4 separate regions of the Homo sapiens genome follow, and all the other regions are linked to region 1. Evidence: read pairs that join two places in POLR2A ChIA-PET (ENCODE). Cell type or tissue: HepG2. All regions are shown on one strand. Each heading gives the region's core, and the rest is flanking DNA. Links, peaks and the distances in the headings are about the cores only.

The links. ChIA-PET counts read pairs that join two places held together with the same protein. Peaks named below come from ENCODE experiments on the same cell type or tissue, not always from the same donor. Only the 100,000 strongest peaks of a DNase experiment are listed, where the experiment ranks them.
Region 2: POLR2A ChIA-PET joins it to region 1 with 11 read pairs; 8 of 35 experiments call an interaction of 5 or more read pairs at or near these places.
Region 3: POLR2A ChIA-PET joins it to region 1 with 11 read pairs; 19 of 35 experiments call an interaction of 5 or more read pairs at or near these places.
Region 4: POLR2A ChIA-PET joins it to region 1 with 10 read pairs; 7 of 35 experiments call an interaction of 5 or more read pairs at or near these places.

What each region holds. Positions count from the first base shown.
Region 1 is chr17:75,752,645-75,757,095 of GRCh38, reverse strand. It overlaps ITGB4 (integrin subunit beta 4), which reads right to left. Exons shown (of 40, transcript NM_000213.5): 33 at 3,122-3,331; 34 at 2,281-2,520; 35 at 1,246-1,395; 36 at 479-667; 37 at 237-392; 38 at 1-153. It also overlaps a transcript of GALK1 not described here. Among named protein-coding and RNA genes, the nearest start is that of GALK1, 10 kb to the left of the region's middle. RefSeq lists silencers at 1,540-1,709, 2,917-3,526 and an enhancer at 2,556-3,329. In HepG2, for the core only: CTCF peaks have their summits at 1,896 (motif pointing right), 2,558 and 3,259 (motif pointing left); DNase peaks (open chromatin) are centred at 2,495 and 3,275; H3K4me3 peaks cover 1,008 bases.
Region 2 is chr17:75,870,312-75,876,131 of GRCh38, reverse strand. It overlaps TRIM47 (tripartite motif containing 47), which reads left to right. Exons shown (of 6, transcript NM_033452.3): 4 at 33-231; 5 at 658-732; 6 at 1,009-1,968. The coding sequence ends at 1,649. Among named protein-coding and RNA genes, the nearest start is that of TRIM47, 5.4 kb to the left of the region's middle. RefSeq lists an enhancer at 1-8. In HepG2, for the core only: a CTCF peak has its summit at 2,896 (motif pointing left); DNase peaks (open chromatin) are centred at 3,121 and 3,491; H3K4me3 peaks cover 440 bases.
Region 3 is chr17:75,644,407-75,648,406 of GRCh38, reverse strand. All of the region lies in intron 8 of RECQL5 (RecQ like helicase 5), which reads left to right. ERLN (endoregulin) reads right to left here and starts at 2,156. Exons shown (of 2, transcript NM_001162997.2): 1 at 1,621-2,156; 2 at 433-1,036. The coding sequence starts at 1,030. The coding sequence ends at 842. RefSeq lists enhancers at 1,838-1,917, 2,085-2,229 and a cis regulatory region at 2,151-2,164. In HepG2, for the core only: no CTCF peak of the experiment used is centred there; DNase peaks (open chromatin) are centred at 1,846 and 2,136; H3K4me3 peaks cover 823 bases.
Region 4 is chr17:75,608,957-75,612,956 of GRCh38, reverse strand. It overlaps MYO15B (myosin XVB), which reads right to left. Exons shown (of 64, transcript NM_001395058.1): 22 at 2,698-2,791; 23 at 1,998-2,057; 24 at 1,299-1,356; 25 at 941-1,071; 26 at 64-159. Among named protein-coding and RNA genes, the nearest start is that of SMIM5, 22 kb to the left of the region's middle. In HepG2, for the core only: no CTCF peak of the experiment used is centred there; a DNase peak (open chromatin) is centred at 2,346; H3K4me3 peaks cover 785 bases.

The DNA of each region.
Region 1 (4,451 bases), core at 40-4,039:
ACTCTATGGTGATGATGCCCTCGCGCTCTGGCCCGAAGCCCTCAGTGGTCCTGGCCTGCACCTTGAACTTGTAGGGCACGTTCTCGCTGAGGCCCGGCACGGTCAGCCGGCTCTCGGGGCTGTCTCCATCCACCCGGAATGCGGTGGCTGGCCCTGAGCAGGGAAGATGCCTTCAGCGTCTGCGGCCCCCTCTTTACCCCTCCCCTGGCCACTCCTGCCCCCGGGGTGGGCAGCACCTCCTCCTTGGGCCATCTCACAGGTCACCAGGTAGCCGACGATATCCCCATTGGGCCTCCGTGGCCGCTCCCAGCTCAGCTGCAGCGAGTCTGGGCTCAGGGCAGTGAACACCAGCGGGCCTGGGGCACTGGGAGTGCTCAAAGTGAAGGCGGAGCCTGGGGGCAGTAGAGGAAGAGCATCAGCCTGTGGGTGGGTGGTGGGCATGATGGGGGCAGCTCTGGGGCTGGGGGAGGCAACTCACCTGGCAGGGGACACAGTGGGCTCTGCGGGTGCACCTGGGATTCAATGGTGATGACACCCTCACGCTCTCGGCCCCAGCCTTCCTGGCTCTGGGCCCGCACGCGGAACACGTAGGAGTGGTTGGGCAGGAGGTCTTCCACCACCACCGAGGTCTGGGCAGGGTTGGGGATGTTGAGCCGATGCAGCTCACCTGGGGGGATCAGGTGGGGGCACACAGTAGTGCAGTGTTACTCCCACCCCTGGCCTGATCCTCCTCGTCCCTAAGCTGCCATCGAGACCTAGTTATCACCCACCCAGGACTAGCTGTGGTTTGGGTACAGGTTGGGTACAGTATGGTATGGCTGGTTGTTCAGATTGTGTACTATACAAGAGTGGAGCCTGTAATCCCACTCATGTTTAGGCAACATCCTGCATCCTGGTCATGCTGCTTTGAATGTGCCTGCCCAGGGAAGTGCCACTTCCTTGTTCCCCCAAAGGCATCTCAGGCCAGCAGAGGCCCTAGGATCCCAGCCCAAAGGGGCCTTGTTAGGCAAAACCTAGCAGAGAATGACCAGGAGAGAGGCCCAGGGAGGTGGGTGAGACCTCAGAAGAGGGGAGGCAAAGAAGTGGGGTGGAGAATGGGGTGGGAGACCCTCTCAGGCTGGATGGGGGCTTTAGCGCTCAAGGGACTTGGGTGGGTTCCTGACACAGCTGAGGTACCCTATGTGTCACACTGGGGCCAGGCCTTGCAGGGCTGCACCCCGCAGCCTGGCAGCCACCATGCCTCACCGCCGTTCAGCAGCTGGTACTCCACACTGTAGCCCTGCAGCGGCCGCTCGCACCGCGGCTCCTGCCAGCTCACTCTGAGAGATGTGGGCCCCAGGGCAGAGAACACCAGGCGGGTGGGCGTGTCGGGCACACCAGCAGTCAGGCGAGAGTCTGGGGACAGGAGGCCGCAGTCAGCCAGAGATGCAGGGGCTAGGGTCTCAGTGGGAGTCACAGTGCTGCCCCCTGACCTCCCTCCCTCAGCTGGCATGTCTACACTGACCGCTGGCTGGACAACTCACTCACCCTGCAACACCCTGTCCAGGCTGCCCAGCACCTACCGCACATCCTCCAGCAGGGTGCAGGCCCTGCTTGTGCCAAAAGAGAGTGAGCCCCGTGAGTCTGCCAGCCCCACCCCCTCAACTGCTCAGCTGGCCTGGCCCCTCTCCTGCCCCAGCCCCAGCCCCGCCCCCTGGGAGGGCAGAGGCAGAGTTAGGCATCAGCACTGATGGTAGGGCAGGTGGTTAGCGCCTGTGGGCAGGCGGGGGTCCTGTGGATGGAATGGAGGGGAAGCAGTGGGCACAGCTGGCGGCTGCTATGGTGGCTGGATGACAGATGGAGCAGGACAGCTGTGGAGACAGGATGGCCACCCCTGTACTACCTGGGCCCCAGGAGGGCGCTGCTGGCCTCCCAGCCAGGATTATAGAGTCTCGTGGGCCCCTGGAAGGGGGGAACCCTTTCATCTGAGCCCGACTCCGGGACCCCAGGGCCCAGGACAGCGGAAGCCTGCTCCTCCCGTGTTCCCAGATGGGAGGGAGGCCTAGGGCAGGACAAAACAAGAGTGAGAGGAGCAGGGAGTGTGCATGCATGTGTGTACGTGTGCGCATGCATGTCTGTGTACATGTGTGCATGCGTGTGCACGTGTGTGCGTGCATGTGTGCATGCGTGTGTGTATGTTGGAGAATGGGCGGTGGGGACAGCAGACAGAAGCCCGAGGCTCCAGGAGCTGGAAGAGAGGAAGGGTTAGTGGGAGAGGCAGGGTTGGCTGAGGTCACTCACCGTGGGAGGAGACGGAGGTGAGGGTGGAGTAGTCCCTGGGCAGTGTGGTCGAGTGTGAGTGTTCTGAGCGGGTCAGTGAGTTGTAGTCCCGTGTGAGGGTGGAGGATGTGCTTAGCACGCGGTGGGGCACGTGTGGGCTCAGGTGGGTGCCATAGGCAGCAGCACTGGTCGTGGTCATCCTGTGCAGGGAGTTGGTGCTGCCCGGGAAGGCAAAGTCCATCCGGCCATTCACCAGGTGCTCTGCAGGGGGAGAGCAGGGTCCCTTGGTCAGGCCTGCCCCAGACCCGGGCCCCGTGGGGCAGGCTGGGCCCTGCACATTCCTGGTCACCCACCCTCTGGGTGGCTTTTGCTTAAATACAACCAGTTTCCCTCAAACCACTAGGGACAGAGGCCCTCTGTCCCTGCAGGAGCCCAAGGGCCACCCAGGCTTCCACAGCCCATATCCTCTGGCCGGCCACTCTATCGGTGTGAGCACTGCTGACCCTGGCAGTGGCGGGGGTTTGCTGCGTCTGCAGTCAGCTCTGCCCTGGGGAGATCCCCAAGCCTTCCCTCCTGTCCTTTGAGGCCCCTGAGGGGTCTACTTGGGTGCCAGGGTCCGCTTCCCGGGCAGACTTCTGAATTTGCACCCCCTGGCCAGGCAGGCACCATAAGGGCCCAAGCGCCTGCCTCACGCGTCCCCTGGCACTGGGCCCTGCCTCTGAGCAGCTGTGCTCCCAGCCGCCAAGGCCCGGGCCTGGCTGAAACTGGGGCCCCCGAGGCAGCGCAGACGCCCACCCCAGGCCCTCAGGCGCGAGTGAGGCTGGGTGGGCGCGGATCGGGGGGCGGCGGGTGAGCCTGTCACCTCCGGGGGGCCCGGGTGTCGCACTGCGGGGCAGGCTGCCGCCCTTCCCGCCCGCGCCGCCGTCGTCCGGGGGCCCGTGGGGCGCCTCGGCGTCGGAGGAGCGCCCGCTGCTGGCCGACAGGCGCGGGATGAGCTCCGGGGGCAGCCGCCACGTGACGCGCCGCAGGTCCAGCTCCTCCCCCAGCAGGGGCTCGAACTTCCAGCCGCAGCCTTGGGAACAACGAAGGGCCGCGTTGGCACCGCCGGGGGGCGCCGGGCCGAGCAGGGCCAGGCGGGGGAAGGCCGTAGGCTCTGCGAGGGGAGCCCGTCTCCAGCTCCCGGGATCCCGGGGTGTGTGTTGGGGGCGGGGGTAGATGCGCACGGCCGGAGCGGGAAGGCCGCGGCAGGTGAAACCCTTGCGCGGCTGAAGCCTTTCCAGATGAGCGAGTGCAGCCTCGGCACAGCTGGGGAGGAGAGACCCCCGGACCCGCCAGAAACCTGGGGGAAGTCTGGGCTCTGTCACCAGCTGTGAGGTCTCCCTTGCTTTACTTAACCTCTCCGAGACTCAGTTTCCCGTTTGTACAATGGAGAGAGGAATCTTGCCCCTGCCCGCCTCCCAGGGACCGTTCCGCAAGCCACCGAGCGCTTCGCAGGTAGTGTTAGAAGCAGCTGAGCTGGGGTTCCAGAGTCACACCAGCTGCGCTCCACCTGAACCCCTCAAAATGGCTCCTTAAGCCCAAGCTGAGCCCCGTGGGGGCCAGTATGTGTTCACCGGGGGCAGCTTGAGGCATCGGCAGGGACAGAAGAAAATACAAAAGATATACGTGCCCCAGAGGTTTTTCCACTCATGGTACTGTGTGATTGGTATCCCATTATACAGAGCAGAAAAGTGAGGCATGGAAAGGATGAGTGATTCATCTGATGTCCCACAGGTGGAGCCACAGCTGACACTGAGCACTCAGGAGGCCCAGCTAAGGGCTCCGCAGCACTTTGTGCTGGGAATCAAGGAGGAAGGACAGAGCTGTTGGGGGTGTTCTTGTCTCCTTGGCTCCCCTACCCCTGCCAGGTGGCCGCCTGGTGGCTGCCCAGGGCTCCTGGGCCAGGCCTGCCCCTGGGGGGTGGCCTGAGTGTCCTGTGTGCATGGCACAGCTGGTGAACCTTCAACTTGTGAAGCTGTGTTTCTTCGTGGTCCCGTGGGCATGAACTCATGTGCGCTTGCACAAGGCTGTGTGTGTCTGTCCCCCAGGCACTGGTTCCTGTGCCCCATGCACAGATGTGCACTCCATTGCATTTGTCCAAGGCTGCCTTAACCTCCATGTCCTCTAGTTGCTGGCCCCTTTGCCCTCTCTGG
Region 2 (5,820 bases), core at 881-4,880, 120 kb before region 1:
GCAGCACTTTAATGGGCATTTGTCTGGCACAGGAGCTGCTGGCACTAAGGCTGGCCCTGGAGGATGGGTGTGGCCCTGGGCCTGGACCCCCGAGGGAGCTCAGCTTCACCAAATCATCCCAAGCTGTCCGTGCAGTGAGAGACATGCTGGCCGTGGCCTGCGTCAACCAGTGGGAGCAGCTGAGGGGGCCGGGTGGCAACGAGGATGGGCCACAGAAGCTGGACTCGGAAGGTGGGCACCGCCCCACGCCCCCCCGATGACTCACCCTCTGCCAGCCTCTCGCACAGGCCCCCAGGCCTGGCGCCCATCCAGAAGTGGAGGAGGAAAATTGTGCCTGGCACAGGGAGGAGCCCAAATCCTGCCAGTGACTAGAGCTGCCACCCTGTGGGGATCAATCAGCCCCTTGGACCTGGGGTAGAGGGGGCTTCTCCTAGCCCACCCTCTAGCTCCAGAGGGCTGTGGCCCGGGAAGCACATGGGGCAAGAGGCAGAACACAGGCAACGGGCATGTGTGTGAGCACAGCGTGCCACATCTGGGTGGTGCTTGCTCCCTGGTGGCTCTGGACTCTGGGAGGAAGTGAAGGGGGTAGGGATTGTAGTCACAGGTTCAGAGGGGGGCAGTCTGGGGGCGTTCTCACCACTGTCTCCTCTTCTACAGCTGATGCTGAGCCCCAAGACCTCGAGAGTACGAACCTCTTGGAGAGTGAAGCTCCCAGGGACTATTTCCTCAAGTGTAAGTGGACGCCCGTGCCCCCTCCACTCACACTGGGCCCTCCCAGGGCTGCTGGGCTGGTCCCAGCAGGGCCCTGGCACACAAGGGTTAGGATTCCTCTCCCCAGTTTGTGGGGAGAGCTAGGGCAGCTCCTGGGGTGGTCCCCGGCGGGGCTGGGTTGTGCCGGTTGGAAAGCAGGGGAGAGGCTGTGTTTTGGGGGGGTGGGTACTTGGGGAGGGGCCGTGCCCTCTGAGCCTGGCCCTGAGCCCTGCCTCTCTCTTCTGTCCACGGGATCAGTTGCCTATATTGTGGATTTGGACAGCGACACAGCAGACAAGTTCCTGCAGCTGTTTGGAACCAAAGGTGTCAAGAGGGTGCTGTGTCCTATCAACTACCCCTTGTCGCCCACCCGCTTCACCCATTGTGAGCAGGTGCTGGGCGAGGGTGCCCTGGACCGAGGCACCTACTACTGGGAGGTGGAGATTATCGAGGGCTGGGTCAGCATGGGGGTCATGGCCGAAGACTTCTCCCCACAAGAGCCCTACGACCGCGGCCGGCTGGGCCGCAACGCCCACTCCTGCTGCCTGCAGTGGAATGGACGCAGCTTCTCCGTCTGGTTTCATGGGCTGGAGGCTCCCCTGCCCCACCCCTTCTCGCCCACGGTTGGGGTCTGCCTGGAATACGCTGACCGTGCCTTGGCCTTCTATGCTGTACGGGACGGCAAGATGAGCCTCCTGCGGAGGCTGAAGGCCTCCCGGCCCCGCCGGGGTGGCATCCCGGCCTCCCCCATTGACCCCTTCCAGAGCCGCCTGGACAGTCACTTTGCGGGGCTCTTCACCCACAGACTCAAGCCTGCCTTCTTCCTGGAGAGTGTGGACGCCCACTTGCAGATCGGGCCCCTCAAGAAGTCCTGCATATCCGTGCTGAAGAGGAGGTGATGCCGGGCACGGGCGCTCCTGCTGCCGTCTCTGCTCCAGGAAGCTGCCTCCTCTGGGCCCTCTCCTTCGTCTGGGAAGGCACCAGCATGAGTCCCACACACCCAGCCTTCTCATTTCTAGAGGCTTCCACCTTTTTATACACTCAGCCTTCCCTCTCCCAGGCAGGAGGACCCCCAGACCCTGTTCCCCTGCAGACCTCACTTCTGGGAGACAGAGCTACAGCTGGGACAGCTCCAAGCTACCCTAACCCCTCCTTTCCCAGGTTTCTAGAATAGTGTCTGGCATGTAGTAGATGCTCAATAAACACTTGTTGAATGAATGACTCCTTTTCCATCCTCTCTACCCAAGGATTCCCAGAACCGCTCTCATTTGTAAGCTGGCTGAGTGGGCAGGCAGGAGAGGGGCCGGAGCCCCTCGTCCCAGGATTCCTGTTGAGAGGGAGCCCTGGCCTGGGAGAAGGGGGCTGGAACAGGGTACCTGCCCTTTGGGGCACCCCCACTCCCTTTTTCCCAGCACGGGCAGCCAGAGGTGGCTTCTCCAGCCCCACTGCCGTCCTGGCTGCTTGAGTGTTTACTTGGGATGGCCTGACTCCCACCAGCTATTTTTATCTTTCATGCCGCAGCCTAGTTCTGGACCTGCCTTTGCTGTTTGTACTGTTTGTGCCCAGCATTAAATGCAGGCATCACCCCTCCAGGAACAGGGCAGGACCCCTGGGCGTGGGCAAGAGAGTTTTGAGACCTGGAGCTTCCTTCACACATAGCCCTCAGCCCACAGAGCCGGCCCAGGGTGTGGCTGGAGCCCAGAACATCTACAATAAGAGAACTTATGTCCTGGCCGGGCGCGGTGGCTCATGCCTGTTATCCCAGCACTTTGGGAGGCCAAGGCAGGCAGATCACTTGAGGTCAGGAGTTCGAGACCAGCCTAGGCAACATGGTGAAACCCTCGTCTCTACTAAAAATACAAAAATTAGCCGGGCATGGTTGTGGGTGCCTGTACTCCCAGCTACTCAGGGGCCTGAGGCAGGAGAATCACTTGAACCCGGAAGGCAGAGGTTGCAGTGAGCCGAGATCAATTATACCACTGCACTCCAGCCTGGGCGACAGAGCAAGACTCCATCTCAAAAAATAAAAGGACTTATGTCCCCCTCTGGAATCTTCTTGCCCTCCATGCTGGGGACACCTGTGACCTGTGCCCCAGGAGAGCCTCTGCCTCTCTTCTGGGAGGGCCCAGTGCCCTCTGCTGCCCTAGAACCTGAGCCAGGCCTGGGGCGCCCTGAGGCTACAGTCCAGTGTGTTTCCAGGCCCAGGCCAGCTCACTCCTGCCTGGGTTCTGTGTGGCCCAGGTGCACCCCAGAGAGGGGCTGTGGCCGAGGGCAAGGGCAGACAGAGAGGCCTCTCAGACAGACGCCCAGCTCAAGGTCAGGCGGGATAATGGGTGAGTTATGCAGCCAGACAGCAAGGCCATACAAGTCCAGCCCCAGCAGCCTCAGCAGCTAAAAATAGCCCCTCCCATAGAGCCTGCCTGGGCTCTAGCAGCCAGGATGTTGTTTTTCCGGGCGGGGCCTCCTTGCCCCTGGTGCTTTGTGTTTTCAACATCGTTCCCTTGGCAGCCATGGGTCCCCAGCTCACCCGGCAGTGAAGGGGCTGGTGGAGAAGGCTGCCCCGCTGTCCCCTTGGATGCTCCTTGGACCACCTACTACAAGCCTCCTACCTTGCAGAGGACCGCTCCCACCCCTCAGGCCACCTGCTGTCTCATCTTGTCCCCCAACTTGGCACTCCCTACCCCACAGGCGCCCCTCGCCAGGGAACCTTCTGGTCTCTGACCCTGCAGGAAGTGTTGGCATGTCCTGGAATGTGAGCTAGACAGGCCTGGTGCTTTCTTGGTGGAATTCAGGCATGACTAGTCACACCTGTGGCCACAGACACAGCCACTCAGCAAGCATGCCATCTGCAGAGTGGCCTGTAGCTCCAGAGTCTTGCGTGGAAGTTTGGGAAACAAACATCTCTTTAAAAAAATATTGAGGCTGGGCATGATGGCTCACACCTGTAATCCCAGCACTTTGGGAGGCTGAGGTGGGAGGATCACTCAAGCCCAGGAGTTTGAGATCAGTATGGCCAACATGGTGAGACCTCATCGCTACAAAAAACAAAAATAAAAAAAAAATTGGGGCCAGGCGCGGTGGCTTACGCCTGTAATCCCAGCACTTTGGGAGGCCGAGGCAGGCGGATCACGAGGTCAGGAGATCGAGACCATCCTGGCTAACATGGTGAAACCCTGTCTCTACTAAAAATACAAAAAATTAGCCGGGCACTGTGGGGGGCGCCTGTAGTCCCAGCTACTCGGGAGGCTGAGGCAGGAGAATGGCGTGAACCCGGGAGGCGGAGCTTGCAGTGAGCTGAGATAGCGCCACTGCACTCCAGCCTGGGCGATAGAGTGAAACTCCGTCTCAAAAAAAAAAAAAATTGGCCAGGCGTGATAGCTCATGTCTGTAATCTCAGCACTTTGGGAGGCCAAGACGGGTGGATCACGAGGTCAGGAGTTCAAGACCAGCGTGGCCAACATGGTGAAACCGTGTCTCTACTAAAAATACAAAAAAAATTAGCTGGGCGTGGTGGCAGGCGCCTGTAATCCCAGCTACTTGCGAGGCTGAGGCAGAGAATCACTTGAACCCAGCAGGCAGAGGTTGCAGTGAGTCGAGATCGTGCCACTGCACTCCAGCCTGGGAGACAGAGTGAGACTCCGTCTCAAAAAACAAACAAAAACAAAAAGCCAGCATGGTGGTGCACGCCTGTGGTCTCAGCTACTTGGGAGGCTGAGATGGGAGGGTCCCTTGAGCCCAGGAGGTTGGGGCTGCAGTGAGCCATGTTCATGCCACTATACTCCAGCCTGGGTGACAGGGCGAGACCCTGTCTCAAAAATAAATACATAAAATAAAATACATTGGCTGGGCGCGGTGGCTCACGCCTGTAATCCCAGCACCTTGGGAGGCCGAGGCGGGCGGATCACGAGGTCAGGAGATCGAGACCACCTTGGCTAACACGGTGAAACCCTGTCTCTACTGAAAATACAAAAAATTAGCCGGGCACGGTGGTGGGCGCCTGTAGTCCCAGCTACTCGGGAGGCTGAGGCAGGAGAATGGCATGAACCTGGGAGGCGGAGCTTGCAGTGAGCCGAGATAGCGCCACTGCAGTCCGGCCTGGGCAAAACAGCGAGACTCTGTCTCAAAAAATAAATAAATAAATAAATAAAAAATATAAATAAATAAATAAAATACATTTTAAAATGTAGAGACGGGGTTCTGTACCCTGCCTGCAACAAGCATTTTAATCCCATATCCCTGTATTGCAGCTTTGCAGCTCAGAGCCAGGGATTGGCTGGCCCCTGGGTGCACAGCTAGCAAGGGGCTGGCTCTTCAGATCCCAAGTTTCAGACTCCGAAGCCTGGAGTGTTAGCTACAATCTCGCATTTCCTTTGTCACCCTGGAGTGTGAGAGTGTGTGTGTGAGTGTGTGTGTGTGGTCTGCATGCCTATGTGTTTTGTGTGTATGCGTATATGTGCGTATATCTGTATACATGTGTGTATGTCTTCGTGTGTGTCTGTGTGCTGTGTGTGAGTGTCTGCCTGGGTGAACGCCTGTGTGTGAATGCATGTTGCTCCAGCCCAGTGACTTTTCCAACAATGCTCTGAGAAGACCTAGGAGGAGGTGCACTGAGCGGGGTGGGCTGGGGAAAGGCTGGGGGAGGTCCCTCAGCACCCCTGCCAACACCTTAATCAGAGAAGCATTTGCCTATTTGATTCAAGGCTCCTTTAAAAAAAGAAACTGTGAAAAAGAAAAAAATGAGAAAACCACCGATCTAGTCTCAACGTTCCCCTCCCACTACCATTTACAGAGGAAGAAACTGAGGCACAGGGGTACTGGGGGGGCTGCCCACTGTTACCCAGTCCAGAACACTCTTTCCATACCGCCCAGCCTAGGTGTGTCTTGTGCTTAGAAATGCCTAAACAAGCCAGGCGTGGTAGCTCATGCCTGTAATCCCAGCACTTTGGGAGGCTGAGGTGGGTGGATCACTTGAGATCAGGAGTTCGAGACCAGCCCCGTCTCTACTAAAAAATACAAAAATTAGCCGGGAGTGGTGGCACGTGCCTGTAGTCCCAGCTACTCGGGAGGGTG
Region 3 (4,000 bases), core at 1-4,000, 110 kb after region 1:
GCAAGACTCTGTCTCAAAAACAAAGAAACAACAACAACAAAGACATATAAGTCCTGTAAATGGTGTTTCGAGAGTATAAAACAAGTGGCCTTACCCTAATCCTTGAGGGTTAGGGAAGATTTACCTGAGGGAGTCAGGTTCAAACGGAGATACAAAGGATGAGGAAGGACTAACTAGGCCATAGAGTAAAGTGTGGTGTGAGGGAGAGCATCCCGGTCAATGAGAATAGCATGTGCAAAGGCCCTGTGGTGGGAGAGAACACAGCATATTCAAGAACTGAAAGACACGCTGAGAACCCAGGGGCAGGGCAGGATGGGGTGGGCAAGATGGCTGGAGACAGGCAGGCTAGAGCGTGCAGGCCCCGGTGCGGCTTTGTTCGGGAAGCTTGCTCTGGTGGCTCTATCTGGATTAAAAATGAGCTCTCACAAGTTAGCAGATTTGAAAAGGAATTTTTATTTCATTTGGTTGTGTCTTTCTCTGTCAAGGATTTGTGAAATTGCTGGCTGGGCCTGTGAGCCTGTTAGAGAACCTTGTTAGCCATAGCTCCTTCCACCTGAGGCAGTGGAGCCATCCTCTCCATGTGCTTTTAGGGTTCTGGTCGGGGAACCCTAAAAACAATAGGGTCAAGGAGCCAGAATTGGTCTCAGACCAGCCTCCCCATCTTACTAGTCTGACCAACCCTAAGCCAGATACAGTATTTTACTAGACTTTTTCCTGATGGGAAAGGAAGACACCAGGGCTTGGCCCCTGAGCCAGAGGGAACCGCGAAGGGGCCCACCACTGGAATGGGGGCAGGTCAGCTCGCCTCCCCTGCTGCCATCTCAGTCCCCAGCAAGTCAGGTCACTCCTCTTCACCCGCTTCACACTGAGTGTTTTCTGTGGAAGTGAGTAAACCAAACACGATGGCAAATAAGATGAGAAGCAGGACAGCGGTGATGAATAAGATAATCACTGCCAGGCCCCCCTGGTCCCAGGGGTTCTGCCAGAACGCATCATTCCAGATTGTCTCTTTGAATACCAGTTGGTCCATGAGAATCTGGAAAAGAGGGACAGAGGACCTGAGTGCAGGCAGCCCTCCCAGGCCCTGTCCCAGGTGCTATGCTCTGCCCGCCGACTCCAGCCTCTGTAGCAGCCTCTGTGAGCAGCCGGCCCGCCTGGCAGCCAGGGGACATGAAAGGGCTAGAGTCTTTGTGCTGGATGCCTGCAGCCAGCAGCAAATGGCATTTCCCCCGCTCTAGATACAGGAGCCAGGACTGGCGCAAGAAGTGGGGCCCTGGATTCTTCCTAGGGGATGCCCCTGGATTCTCCAGTCCTTCTTTCCTGAGTAGCAAGTGTGAGCAAGGACTCTCTCTCATCCCTGAGACCTACTTGGCTAGAATCTAAAAAGCATCATGATAGAGTCTCCCTGTTTTTCCTGCCCCAACTGCCAAACATTTGGGAGGCATTTGAGAGAGCGTATAGGAGCCGAGGAGGGGCCAACTCCAGCTGAGGCCTCGGTAGCCTCCTTGGAGCAGCTGAGAATAGAACTTAGGAGTCCTCTAGAAGCGGAGCTCCTTATCGCAGACTGCAAGCCCATAGCCAGGTGAGGGCAGCCCAGGTGGAGAAGGAGGGAGCCATTACCTGATTCTGCTGGTAGCTGTTCTGGGTCCTACAAGGGCAATTCAGGGTGGTCCTTCAGGCTCACACTTTGTGGAGGGCTGAGCTGAAGAGGCCGCCAGGTGACCAGAGCTGCACCCTGACTCAAAGAAGCAACTGTTGAGAGGAAAAGGCATGAGCGTGGCCAAGCGGCCCTGACCAGACCTTAGTTGCTGTCACCAAACAAACAAAGGTGGGCTAGGGCTGGTTGCCTGGCAACCACGGCTCCCTTTCTGCCTTTCACGTTCCCCCTTCAGCTCCTTTCTGCCCTTGTGTGATGTCATTTTGGGGGTGCTCAGGGCACGTGTTCATGAGTCCCTCCTGAGAGAAGTCAGACTTGGGGTGGACGGGGAAGAGACTGGACCGAGGGCCTTTGCCCCAGGCCATCAGGCCGCCTCACCTGTGGCTGGGCTGGGCTGTCCTCTGTCTGGGTGACGTGTGGACTGCGGACCTGCCCCGAGCTCAGGAAGCCCTGGGGCTGGGACTGGCGTAGGGCTCACTTCCTGTGTTGTGGGGTGAATGATTAACTGCAGCCCTGGCTGGCGCCTGGTGCCTCCTGGAACTGTTTCTGGGGGAAGTGTTGCTCCCCCCCTGAGGCTTCCCATTGGTGCCTTTGTCTGCTCCCTGGGCACGGCCTCAGCAACATTGTGTGGTTGGTTTCTGCCCACTGGCACAATAGGGAAGCTGGGAAGAGGGGATCAAGCCTGTGCCCTGGTGCTTGAAACCTAGTGGCCACCATATACTCCTTTAAAAGCTAGGATGTGAGGGCCCGCTATGGCCAGGAACCATGCCAGGCACTGTGTGTCCAGTTGTGAGATCAGAGAGGCGGGCCCTGCCCTCCAAGGGCTTCCCTTCTAGCCCTCGGGTGCTTATCCCAGCTGGTAAAGATCTAGGAGCTTTGAGAAATGCCCAGGCCCCACCTGGTACCACTTATATCAGTCTCTGGGGTTGCCAGGATGTCGTATTGTTTACACATCCCCAGGTGATTCTCCCCAGGTGTGGCCAGGGTTGGATGACAGATGGAGGCAGATTTAGAACAGTCGTTCTTAACTATCATGGGCGTCACTGACCCGGGTTACCTGATGTTTTCTGTTTCCTTGTGTGAAACTTACTGACTAAGGCCCTTGGCATGCTGAACGCTCACAGCAGTGGGCCAGTCTCTAGCTCACCCTTTGCGTGCAGCTCCGTCAGTTAAGTCAGATGCTTATCAAGAGTCAAGTGTTGGTTCCCAAACCTGTTCATGGCAGTTGTACTTGTAATTACATAATTGAATTTAACATCCCGGGAACCAATGAAGCAACAATAATAGCTGAAACCCCAATTTTACATGTGGGGAACGGGCACAGAGAGGTTAAATAACTTAGCCGAGGTCATCAGCTAGTAAGTAACTGAGTTGGAGTTTGAATCCAGCAGCACACAGTCTGAGCGCTGAAGCACCTGTGCTGCACCTCAGAGCGAGTGGAGAAAGAAATTCTTTCTAGAAATACCTATTGACTACTTTGGGATGACTTTGGAATCACTCAGATAATGTTCCTGTTGAAAAAGATGCAGACATGATAACTAAACATCAGGGACATTTTGTAAAAACCCAGAAGGTTTTCACACCCAGCTTCCTTTGCCTTTAAGTTCCAATGACTTTAAGTTTTTGTTCTGCTTTAAAGAAACCAAAACTAGAAAATAACAATCCAGGAGCTGTGGTTGGCAAGCCCACACTCAACCAAAACTAGAAGATAGCAATCCAGGAGCTCTGGTTGGCAAGCCCACACTCAGAGAAAAGGCCAGGAAGGCCGGCCAAGGAAAAGGTGTATGTTTCCATTTAATGTGAGATATGTAAAAAAGTAATAGATGTGTAGAGAACTTAGGTGTTCTTTAACAAAAGTTGCTTTGACCAGCTCTTTCAATTAACTGCCGGCCCCAATTGGATAATTTTTTTTTTTTTTTTTGAGGCAGAGTCTCACTCTGTAGCCCAGGCTGGAGTGCAGTGGTGTGATCTTGGCTCACTGCAACCTCTGTCTCCCGGGTTCAGGCGATTCTCCTGCCTCAGCCTCCTGAGTAGCTGGGATCACAGGCGTGTGCCACCATGCCCGGTTGGGAGGAAACTTTTATATACTCTCTGCCAAGTTTTTCTAATGAGATTCTTGTATCCGTGGCTTTATTGTCATTTTTTATTTTTATTTTATTTTTTTTGAGACAGGGTCTTGCTCTGTCACTCAGGCTGGAGTGCAGTGCCACTGTCATGCCCCAGGCAGTCCTCCTGCCTCAACCTCCACAGGAGTAGCTGGGACCACAGGTGTATGCTACCACACCTGGCTAATTTTTTTTTATATTTGTAGGGACAGGGTCTCCCCATGTTGCCCAGGCTGGT
Region 4 (4,000 bases), core at 1-4,000, 140 kb after region 1:
TAAGGACAGGACGTGCGGGGCTCCCAGGCGCCTATCCTGTCCCTTCTCCAATGTGTCACTCACCACTTTGTTGATGTCCAGGGCACGCTGAGGGTTGTCTCCATCCAGCTGGGTTAGGGGCTTCGCCAGTGGCTGCCCTGGCCTGGGCAGGGACGGTTCCTGCAAGGAAGGAGAGGGCTCAGTCCATGCTCACCAGCTATCAGACAGCCCAGGGGAGCCCCACCGGAGCAGGCACCTCGGGAGAGGCAGAGGGGCTGGACAGAAATGCATCTTAATGCCTTTTTTTTTTTTTTGAGGCAGAGTCTTGTCTGTCGCCCAGGCTGGAGTGCAGTGGCACAATCTCAGCTCACTGCAGCCTCCACCTCCCAGGTTCAAGTGATTCTCCTGTCTCAGCCTCCTGAGTAGCTGGGACTACAGGCGCATGTCTGGCTAATTTTTGTATTTTTAGTAGAGACGGGGTTTCACCATGTTGGCCAGGCCGGTCTCAAACTCCTGACCTCAGGTGATCCACCCACCTCGGCCTCCCAAAAGTGCTGGGATTACAAGCATGAGCCACCATGTCCAACCTGTATGTGCAGTTTTGAACCTGCATTTGTATTTACTGCTGAAGTCTGGACAATTTCCCTTGTCAATAAACATTCTTTAAGGTCATGACTTCAAAAGCAGGGCACTACCGCAGGTACAACAAAGGTGTGGCATCGTGGATCTAAATAACGTCTCCCATTCAATAACACCAACTGTTATCTCCAGTAACGCTCTATGGTGAGACAATTACATTCAACGGTTATTTTCAGAGCAATTCAGCGCTACTCACAGCCCCAAAGGCTGGGGAGGAAGGAGGGCAAGAGCTGACAGCGGGGAAAAAAACGCAGCATCTGTCAGGCAGGTGCTAACTCAGAGCGGTGAGGCCAGCGGGAAGAGCTTAGGCCTGGGCGCCCACCTGAAAGCCGATGGCGACGAAGCTGGAGAAAGGGAACAGGTCAATGTCTGCTGGGAGAGTCAGGCTGGGCCGGGCAGGAACCTCAGGCGGCAGGCACTCGGTGATGCTCCCAGCCAGGGCGTCCCGATGGCCTGGGAACAAGCACCGGGAGGCAGCCCAGGAGCATCCAGGTGTGGTACCTGGCCCTGGGACCACCTCCATCCCTCACCACGAGCCATCAGCCCCTGTCCACAGGGACCCAAGTGATGAGCTCAGGGGAGTCTGGAGCATCAGAGGGAGGAACCACAAGGGACAGACACACCCCACAGTAAAGGGACTGGAGAAGGAGTCCTAACAAGAGGACACCAACAAGACTCACTTTCCGCCGTCTTCAGCATGACGGCCAGCTCAGCCGGGATCTCCAAGCGCCCCAGCTCCTGGCAGAGGGGACTCATTTACCCAGGATCCACAGGAGGGGCCTAGGGACCAGTGTCCCTCCCCACACCCTCAACCCCAAGATTATAAACATCCCTTCCAAAGACCACGGATTTTTTTTTTTTTTTTTTTTTGAGGCAGGGTCTCACTCTGTCACCCAGGCTAGAGTGCAGTGGTACCATCATGGCTCACTGCAGCCTTGACTTCTGAGGCTCTAGCTCAAGCGATCCTCCCACCTCAAACCTCCTGAGTAGCTGAGACTATAGGCATGTGCTACTGTGTCCAGCTAATTTTTATTGTTTTTGTAGAGATGGGGTCTTGTCATGTTGCCCAGGCTGGTCTCAAATTCCTGGGCTCAAGCAATCCTCACACCTCGACCTCAAAGTGCTGGGATTACAGGTGTGTGCCACCACACCCAGCCAAAGACCAAGGATTCTGACCCTGGACACTCGAACAAACAGAGCCCCAAAGACCCTCTGAGGGAAACCAAGAGCCAAGAGCACCCCGGTCCTCTTCTCAGGAGGTGCAATGCATGGCCCTGAGGGACAAGACCCACGGTAGCACCCTGGCAGCCCTCTAAGCTGTCCCAGTCTCAGCAGGTTCATAGCCCCATGTAAAACCCCCCACTTTCCAGGCCACCTACCATGCTTGGCACTCTCTCCAAGGCCCTTTCGCTGCTATGCCAGCCCTGCCAACGCCCAAGCTGTTGGAAGAGATGTGGGAAGAGCTGATGCCTCCCATGTGAGTCACCTGGGGGCACCTCCCCAGCTCTGAAGTTCAGCTGTCCCCTCCTGCCCCTGGGAGGTTCTCAGCAAAGGAGTGAGAACAGATCAGGAGGGGCCAGCCACCCCTGGCCCTCCAGGGCCCTCACCAGCCTTAGCACTGTGGGCGTCTGTGCCCATCTGCCAGGGCACCGGGAAGAGGGCAGGAAGAAGGGAAGAAATGGTCCCAGGGGACAAAGTCCAGCCAGGGAGGGGCCAGAGAGGGGGTAGCACGTGGGCATTGACCTTTGAGTCGCTTTATAGACCTTAGATTTGAGTCATCATGCAAAAGAGGGGAGCGGACGGGGCCCAGGGGAGGCCTGGAGGGGATGGGAACCCCAGGCAAGAGGGAAGAGCCAGGCCCTGGGGAGAGTAGGCAGGGATGGAGGAAGACAGCACCTCCCAAGGGCCCCGGCCTACCCCGGCCGGAGGGAAAAGGGATGAGTTCAAGGAGCACTGTGTCTGAAGCCACAGCCCGTGCGAGGCCGGGCTGAGAGGGTCAACGCTGCTGGGATTTGGCCAGCTCGGCCAGCTCAGGCAGCCTGGCTTCTACCCTGAACCGCCCCACCCAAGCCCCTGCACCTGCAGTCTCTGCCGCCTCTGGAGCAGGGGCTGGGCCACCAGCAGGATGGTGTTCAGCTGTCCCAAAGCTGCCCGCCGCCGGAGGTACCGCTTCCTGGAGGCCGGGAAAGAGCGGGGGCGAAATGAAGAGTCCAAACTTATGCTTCCTGCCTGGCACTGGAATCCCTTAAGCCTGACATTCATGTAAAAACTGACTTTGGACCAGAGAAGCCCTGGATGCTTCACAGAAACGACAGGAAAAGAATAGGATACTTCAAAAGAAAAGCAAGGGTCGGGTGCGGTGGCTGATGCCTGTAATCCCAGCACTTTGGGAGGCCAAGGCGGGTGGATCACTTGAGGTCAGGAGTTCAAGACCAGCCTGGCCAACATGGTGAAACCCCGTCTACTAAAAATACAAAAATTACAGCACACCTGTAATCCCAGCTCCTCAGGAGGCTGAGGCACCAGAATCACTTGAACCTGGGAGGTGGAGATTCAAGTGAGCCGAGATCGCGCCATTGCACTCCAGCCTGGGTGACAGACCAAGACTCCATCAGGAAGGGAGGGAGGGAGGGAGGGAGGGAGGAAGGAAGGAAGGGAAGGAAGGAAAGAAAGAGAGAGAGGAGGAGGGAGGAGGGAGAGAGGGAGGAAGGGAGGAAGGAGAACGAGTAAATTGAGAGACTGTTTAGCCTGAGGGATTAAGATCTGACTCTCTGACCCTGGGCCTAGAATACCTGGGTTCAGATCAGTTCCCCATATGCACACTGACCAAAAAAAAAAAAAAAAAAAAAAAAATCATTTCCCTTAGCTTGGTACGGTAGCTCATGCCTGTAATCCCAGCACTCTAAGAGGCTGAGGAAGGAGAATTGCTTGAGACCAGGAGTTCAAGACCAGCCTGGGCAACATAGCAAGACCTCATCTCTACAAAAAAGATTTTTTAAATTAGCCAGGCATGACGGCGTGTCCTTGTAGTCCTAGCTACTTGGGAGGCTGAGGTAGGAGCTATGACTGGGTCACTGCTCTTTAGCCTGGGTGACAAAGTCAGACCCTATCTTGCAAAAAAAAAAAAAAGAGCAGCAGAACTTATTAAAAAGTAACACCACTGGTCGGGTGCAATGGCTCATACCCGTATGACACCTGTAATCCCTGTACCTTGGGAGGCTCAAGTGGGAGGATCACTAGAGACCAGGAGCTTGAGACCAGCCTGGCCAACACGGTGAATCCCCGTCTCTACTAAAAATACAAAAAAGGCCAGGCGTGGTGGCTCACGCCTATAATCCCAGCACTTTGGGAGACCGAGGCGGGCAGATCACGAGGTCAGGAG